2 separate regions of the Homo sapiens genome follow, and region 2 is linked to region 1. The links are chromatin contacts, found by Hi-C or POLR2A ChIA-PET in ENCODE. All regions are on one chromosome and are shown on one strand. Each heading gives the region's core, a stretch centred on a gene start or an enhancer-like site at or near the end of the contact. The rest is flanking DNA. Distances are from core to core; before and after follow the strand shown. Region 1 holds the start of MIS18A-AS1 (MIS18A antisense RNA 1). Region 2 holds the start of IFNAR1 (interferon alpha and beta receptor subunit 1).

Region 1 (2,700 bases), core at 100-2,599:
ACATACTGAAACATCATCTCTGAAAAAATAAAGAAAAGAAAAAAAAAAGCAGAAGGAAGGAAGGGAATTCTATGGGTAAAAAAAAAAAGCCTAAATTATCTAAAGCATTTTCTTCCAGTAAGAAGGTGATTAACATGAGCATGGTGTGCCAGGGTTTACAAAGTATTTTCATGAATATTAGAAAACTCGATCCTCATGAACAACTTGGTGTAGTACTGAAGAAACAGACTCCATTTACTCCATGAAGAATTAGACTCAGGGAAGGCAAACAGCCTTTTCCACAGTTCCCTACACTGTTACTACCTTGTGGAGGGAGGGGTAAGTTAACCAGGACCACTGACTCCAAAGCTTTTGCTTTTTGCTAGTGGCTGTAAGCACTAAAATTGGAAGTACATTTACATAAATAGTTTATGCAACCAAGCAAAATAGGCAGTGACTTGGGGGACACCCAGAGCGTAGTAGGAACAGAGTAGGTCCTTGCAGGTAGCTTTCTTCCCAGGTATACCACCAGACTGTCTGTGGTGCAGCTGGCTGGTTCCCCGCCAGCTTTCCCTCCTGACCTACGGTGTTTTAGGCAGAGGCTGGCTTTCTGGGGCAGCTGAGGAAATCTGTCCTTATCATCAACAAGGGATGCTTCTTCCTTGCAAGGACGAATTGTTCCTTGATCCAAGCAGCAGGGACACTTCCAGGCTTTCCAGGGGCACTGCTGCTTCCTCAACTTTTTCCTTGCAGTGACAGCCTGAGTGATCCGGGGCCCTTCCCAGGGTCTCATTCCAGGGATAGCAGTGCGCAAAAGGACCCTGTGATGAGGGACTCCTCTATCCCCTTCCTTCTCCACTTCATGGAAAGGAGGTCCCCAGGAGCCGACAAAATAGAGCAGTGGTCATCAAAAGTGGAGCTGCTTATATACAACTATAATTAGTCCACTTACAAAAAAGAAGAAAAAGGGTGGTGGTCTGGCACAGTGGCTTACGCTTGCGATCCTGGCATTTTGGGAGGCCGAGTAGGGAAGATCGCTTAAGGCTAGGAGTTCGAGACCGGCAACATAGAAAAACTCCCCCCCCCACCCCCCAAAAAAGGTTGGGCTGCCAATACTGACAGCGTGGGCACGCCTAGGAGCTTGTTAGAAATGCAGATTCTCGGGCTAACCTGCTACCTGCTGAACCAGAGTCTGCGAAGATGGAACCTGGCGATCTGCTTAAGAAGCTCGCCAGGCGGTTCTTAGACACTCAAGCTTGCAACCCGTAACTTTCTCAGTGACGCTGCCCCTCCCACGGAAAGGGGTGAATAATCCTTAGGAAGACAAGCAAACAGGTCTGCATCATCAATTTCTTCAGGCTGGAAAACCTGACGCAGGCGCAGTGACTATCACGCTTGGCCAAGGCCGCACGGCGCGCATGCGCACTAGAGGCCGCCCGCCGTCCCGCCCCCTTCAGGCTTTTGCCCCTTCTCGGCCTCCGCCACCGCTCCCCGCCCCGCGCATGAGCAGCGGCGGTTTTTTTTCCCATGGCGCTCTGGGGCGCGGGCGATTTGTAGGTAATGGCAGGCGTTCGGTCACTGAGGTGTAGCAGAGGATGCGCTGGCGGCTGTGAGTGCGGCGACAAGGGCAAATGCAGCGACTCCTCGCTGTTGGGCAAGAGACTCTCCGAAGACTCGAGCCGCCACCAGCTGTTGCAGAAGTGGGCGAGCATGTGGAGCTCCATGAGCGAAGACGCGTCGGTGGCCGACATGGAGAGGGCGCAGCTGGAGGAGGAGGCGGCGGCTGCGGAGGAGAGGCCGCTGGTGTTCCTGTGCTCCGGCTGCCGGCGGCCGCTGGGCGACTCGCTGAGCTGGGTGGCCAGCCAGGAGGACACCAACTGCATCCTGCTTCGCTGTCAGTTGGGTCGAGCCGGGCAGGGGGGGCGTGGGGTCGCCTTCTTCCAGGGGTGCCGCGCGTGGGCGGCCCGGGAGGAGGCGGGGGCTCCTTGGGGCTGCCCAGGGACTTTAAGAGCAAAAAGTCTGAGAGTGTGAGCTGTGGCAGGAAAAGGGGAGGAGGGTCACCCCTCCACTTTGGCTCTCGGGCGGTGGGTTCTTTTCTGGGGTCCCCGATCCCAGAAGAGCAGTGGTTGAATCAGCATCATCGTGAGCATTACTCAGAAACAAAGGGCGACAAAGAATAACACTTTTAAAGACCCTAAAAAAAGAGAAACAAATGGTCAACTAGACTGTAAGCACTTGAGGTGCAGCCAGTACTATTACTCCCCATAGAAATTAGCAGGCTGTTGGTGTATCAGCGGATGCCTCTACAGCCTCCAGTGATAGAGCCGCAGAGTTGACGGAACACAGTGCTATAGGGAAGAAAGGGAAGGAAACTTGCAATAAAAGCACCAACAACCCCATGAAAACTGGCGAGGAAGGAGGATGTAGCAAAAGAGTTCAGAAGAAGGCAGGAATTAGTTTCTAATCCTGGTTCTAGCAGTTACCTCTTACCTCTGTTGTTCCACTGTTCCCTCATTTTGATGTTTTTGCAGTATTTAGGGATAAAGTGGTTCACATATTTTTTATGAATTGGTGTAAGAATGGCTGTTGTTTTTGGATTGTGATTTTTCAAGATGAAGTTTTTTCTGTCTTTGAATGCCGTAAATGTTCCGATGGCAGTAATTCACCACCGGCTTATCGACGTTTCTGGAACGTTTTCCTTGGTGTAATACTGGGAATAAA
Region 2 (2,860 bases), core at 138-2,637, 1.0 Mb before region 1:
GGCGTGCACCTGTAATTCCAGCTACTCAAGAGGCTGAGGCAGGAGAATCGCCTGAACCTGGGAGGCAGAGGTTGCAGTGAGCTGAGATCACGCCTCTGCACACCAGCCTGGGCAACAGGCTGTCTCAAAAAAAAAAAAAAAAAAGTATAAATAAAAATGTCTTCCCATATTTTGGACAGTTTTCTTAGTCTTGGGTCCTAGAATTGCATTTACTAGTTTAAAAAGTATGACTATTTTTATGACTTCTGAAAGACTGAGCAACATTACAATCTCATTGAGATAACATTTCATTGAGTTTTGAACATGATTATTTCTTTGGGAAAAAAGTAGGTAGTTAAGTAAACCAAAAATAAAATTCTAAGCCCCCCAACAATGTGAATGGACCTCTCCTCTCAACAAATGGCATTCCAAAGTTAATCTGAAAAACTAGTTCAGGCCTTCCACACTGACCATGTCAATTACAAGCTTATCTTCTCAGGTGCAAAACAAAGTCAAGACTCCATCTACCCAGAGGCATCTGCATAACTGACTCCCTTTACTCTCTTTTTCTCTTCAAGACACTCATGGTATCTTAAAATACAGATTTCTTGGGCACTAACTAAATTCTCACAGAACTATTTGCCTTACTGCCTTCCTGCCCCACCTCCTGAAAACCTCTGGAAAACCAGTCACAGACGTGTTTGTGGCTCACGTTTTTCCCGGATGCGCCCTGAAGCAGGCTTAGTAAACCTCGAGAACTGACAATTATGCTTCAGTCACTCCGACTGTCATTTTTTATTGGCCTGTATGAATCCTGAGGGCAGAGAAATCCTGGCCACACTTAGCTCACTCCCCCGTGGGACTGGGCGCCTATTCACCAGATTGAGGAAATGCATTTCGGGAAATGTTTTGTTTATTATCAAACAGACCAGCGGAGCCGCGGTACTTTCCCGGAAAGAATCAAACTCGACACAAAGCTCTGGCACCGCCATTTCACGGGGGTGGGACCCGGGCGCTCCCGAGGACCCGTACACGGCCACAGGCAAGCGGCAAGAGAGGACCCAGAACACCACTTTCTCCTGGTTGATTTGCGAGCCCAGGTCGGGTTTAATCTTTGGCGCGGCAAAGTGGACCGAAGGTTTCCCAGACTGGGCGTCTGTCGCCCCCAACAGCATCGCCGCCCCCGTAGCCCAGCTGCGTGCCCTACCTCCCGCCCTGCGCCAAGACTCTCCTCCCCGCCTCTCACCTGCGGCTGCGGACAACACCCATGGCGCCACGGCGACGAGCACTAGGGTCGTCGCGCCCAGGAGGACGACCATCATCTGGGAGCCGCCGCAGATCCCACCAGTTACATGTTCGCGCACGCGCAGCTCCTCTCAGCCGCCATCGCCCCGTCCTAAGTCACACCGCCCCTCTGCACACGCGCTGCCCCTCTTAGCTCTCACCGCCCCTCTACGCACGCGCCGCCTCTTCTGACACACACACCGCCCCTCCGCGCACGCGCCGTTCCTCCACGCACGCGCCTTTCCTCCTAGCTAGCACCCCTTCTCCAAGCTCCCATTGCCCCATCCTAATTGCAGCACCCCTGTGCGCGCGCGCCTTAGAAATCGCAGGCCTCCTGCATTCTCTTCTTCCTCACTCTTTCCGGCCTATGGCCGGTCTGGAGCACTTCACCATCGCATTCCAGGACGACTCCCCCTCACAGGAGGCCTTGACCTTCACAGGATCGCGGCACACACCTGCGCAGACCCAGCGACTTTGGAGTTCCCGCGTCTCTTCCCCATGTCTGCAGTCGGAGGGCGCGGGTGGGCTCCTGGTCGCGGCCCGGCGCTCTTCGTCCTCGCCCTTCTCCGCCCGGGGCGCTTGCTGACCCTAGAGTCTTGGACAGTGGCGTTGGGAGTCCCCAGCGGCCTGGGAACCAGATGAGGCTGGAAGGAGGAAGTGGCTGAGCGACCAGACCGTTGCTGTGTGCAGAGCGAGAGCGGGGCAGAGGCGGTCGAGCGCTCGTTTTCCGGGCGACTTGGCTGAGGGGCGAGATGGTCCCTTGGAGAGAACAGCCACGGGCCCTGGGCCGAGGGGCTCCAAACAGCAGTCGCTAGGCTGTTTTGGTCGTCGGGCTTTATCAGTAAACAATTCGAGCCCATGGTTCGAATGATTATTTAATTAAATTCCTCAGTAATAGATCCAGTGCATTGTGAAAATATGCGAAATAAAATTTAAATGATGAGATAAAATAAGGAATCAAATACTTCGTTGTTATAACAACCAAGCAATTAATTAGCAATTACATAATTAAATGAATGTTTGTAAAGAACAATGCAATGGAATATATATGTATTCCATCTATATATTCCATCTCTATATTCCATCTATATATTCCATCTCTATATCCCATCACTATATTCCATCTCTATATCCCATCTCTATATTCCATCTCTATATCCCATCTCTATATTCCATCTCTATATCCCATCTCTATATCCCATCTCTATATTCCATCTCTATATTCCATATCTATTCCATCTCTATATTCCATATCTATTCCATCTCTATATTCCATATCTATTCCATCTCTATATCCCATCTCTATATTCCATCACTATATCCCATCTCTATATCCCATCTCTATATCCCATCTCTATATCCCATCTCTATATCCCATCTCTATATCCCATCTCTATATTCCATCTCTATATTCCATCTCTATTCCATCTCTATATTCCATATCTATTCCATCTCTATATTCCATATCTATTCCATCTCTATATTCCATCTCTATATTCCATCTCTATATGCCATCTCTATATGCCATATATATTCCATCTCTATATGCCATATATATTCCATCTCTATATGCCATATATATTCCATCTCTATATTC

The links. Hi-C counts contacts between places; a loop is a spot of excess contacts on that map. ChIA-PET counts read pairs that join two places held with the same protein, here RNA polymerase II (POLR2A). Pooled maps may share reads with other maps.
Region 2: a loop to region 1 is called in a pooled map, with 8 times the contacts of the local background. The contact joins the promoter of IFNAR1 here to the promoter of MIS18A-AS1 in region 1. A Hi-C loop is called at or near these places in 4 of 50 pooled maps. POLR2A ChIA-PET finds 5 or more read pairs at or near these places in 2 of 52 experiments (PC-3 and activated CD4-positive, alpha-beta T cell).

Annotation. Positions count from the first base shown.
Region 1 is chr21:32,277,854-32,280,553 of GRCh38, reverse strand. It overlaps MIS18A-AS1 (MIS18A antisense RNA 1), which reads right to left and starts at 1,349. Exons shown (of 1, transcript NR_046576.1): 1 at 1-1,349. MIS18A (MIS18 kinetochore protein A) reads left to right here and starts at 1,505. Exons shown (of 5, transcript NM_018944.3): 1 at 1,505-1,873. The coding sequence starts at 1,540. RefSeq lists enhancers at 1,092-1,311, 1,255-1,754, 1,755-2,256.
Region 2 is chr21:33,323,497-33,326,356 of GRCh38, reverse strand. IFNAR1 (interferon alpha and beta receptor subunit 1) reads right to left here and starts at 1,387. Exons shown (of 11, transcript NM_000629.3): 1 at 1,226-1,387. The coding sequence starts at 1,301. RefSeq lists cis regulatory regions at 1,398, 1,455-1,464, 1,955, enhancers at 559-1,460, 1,694-1,743, 1,964-2,173, 1,461-2,363 and promoters at 1,376-2,046, 1,400-2,683.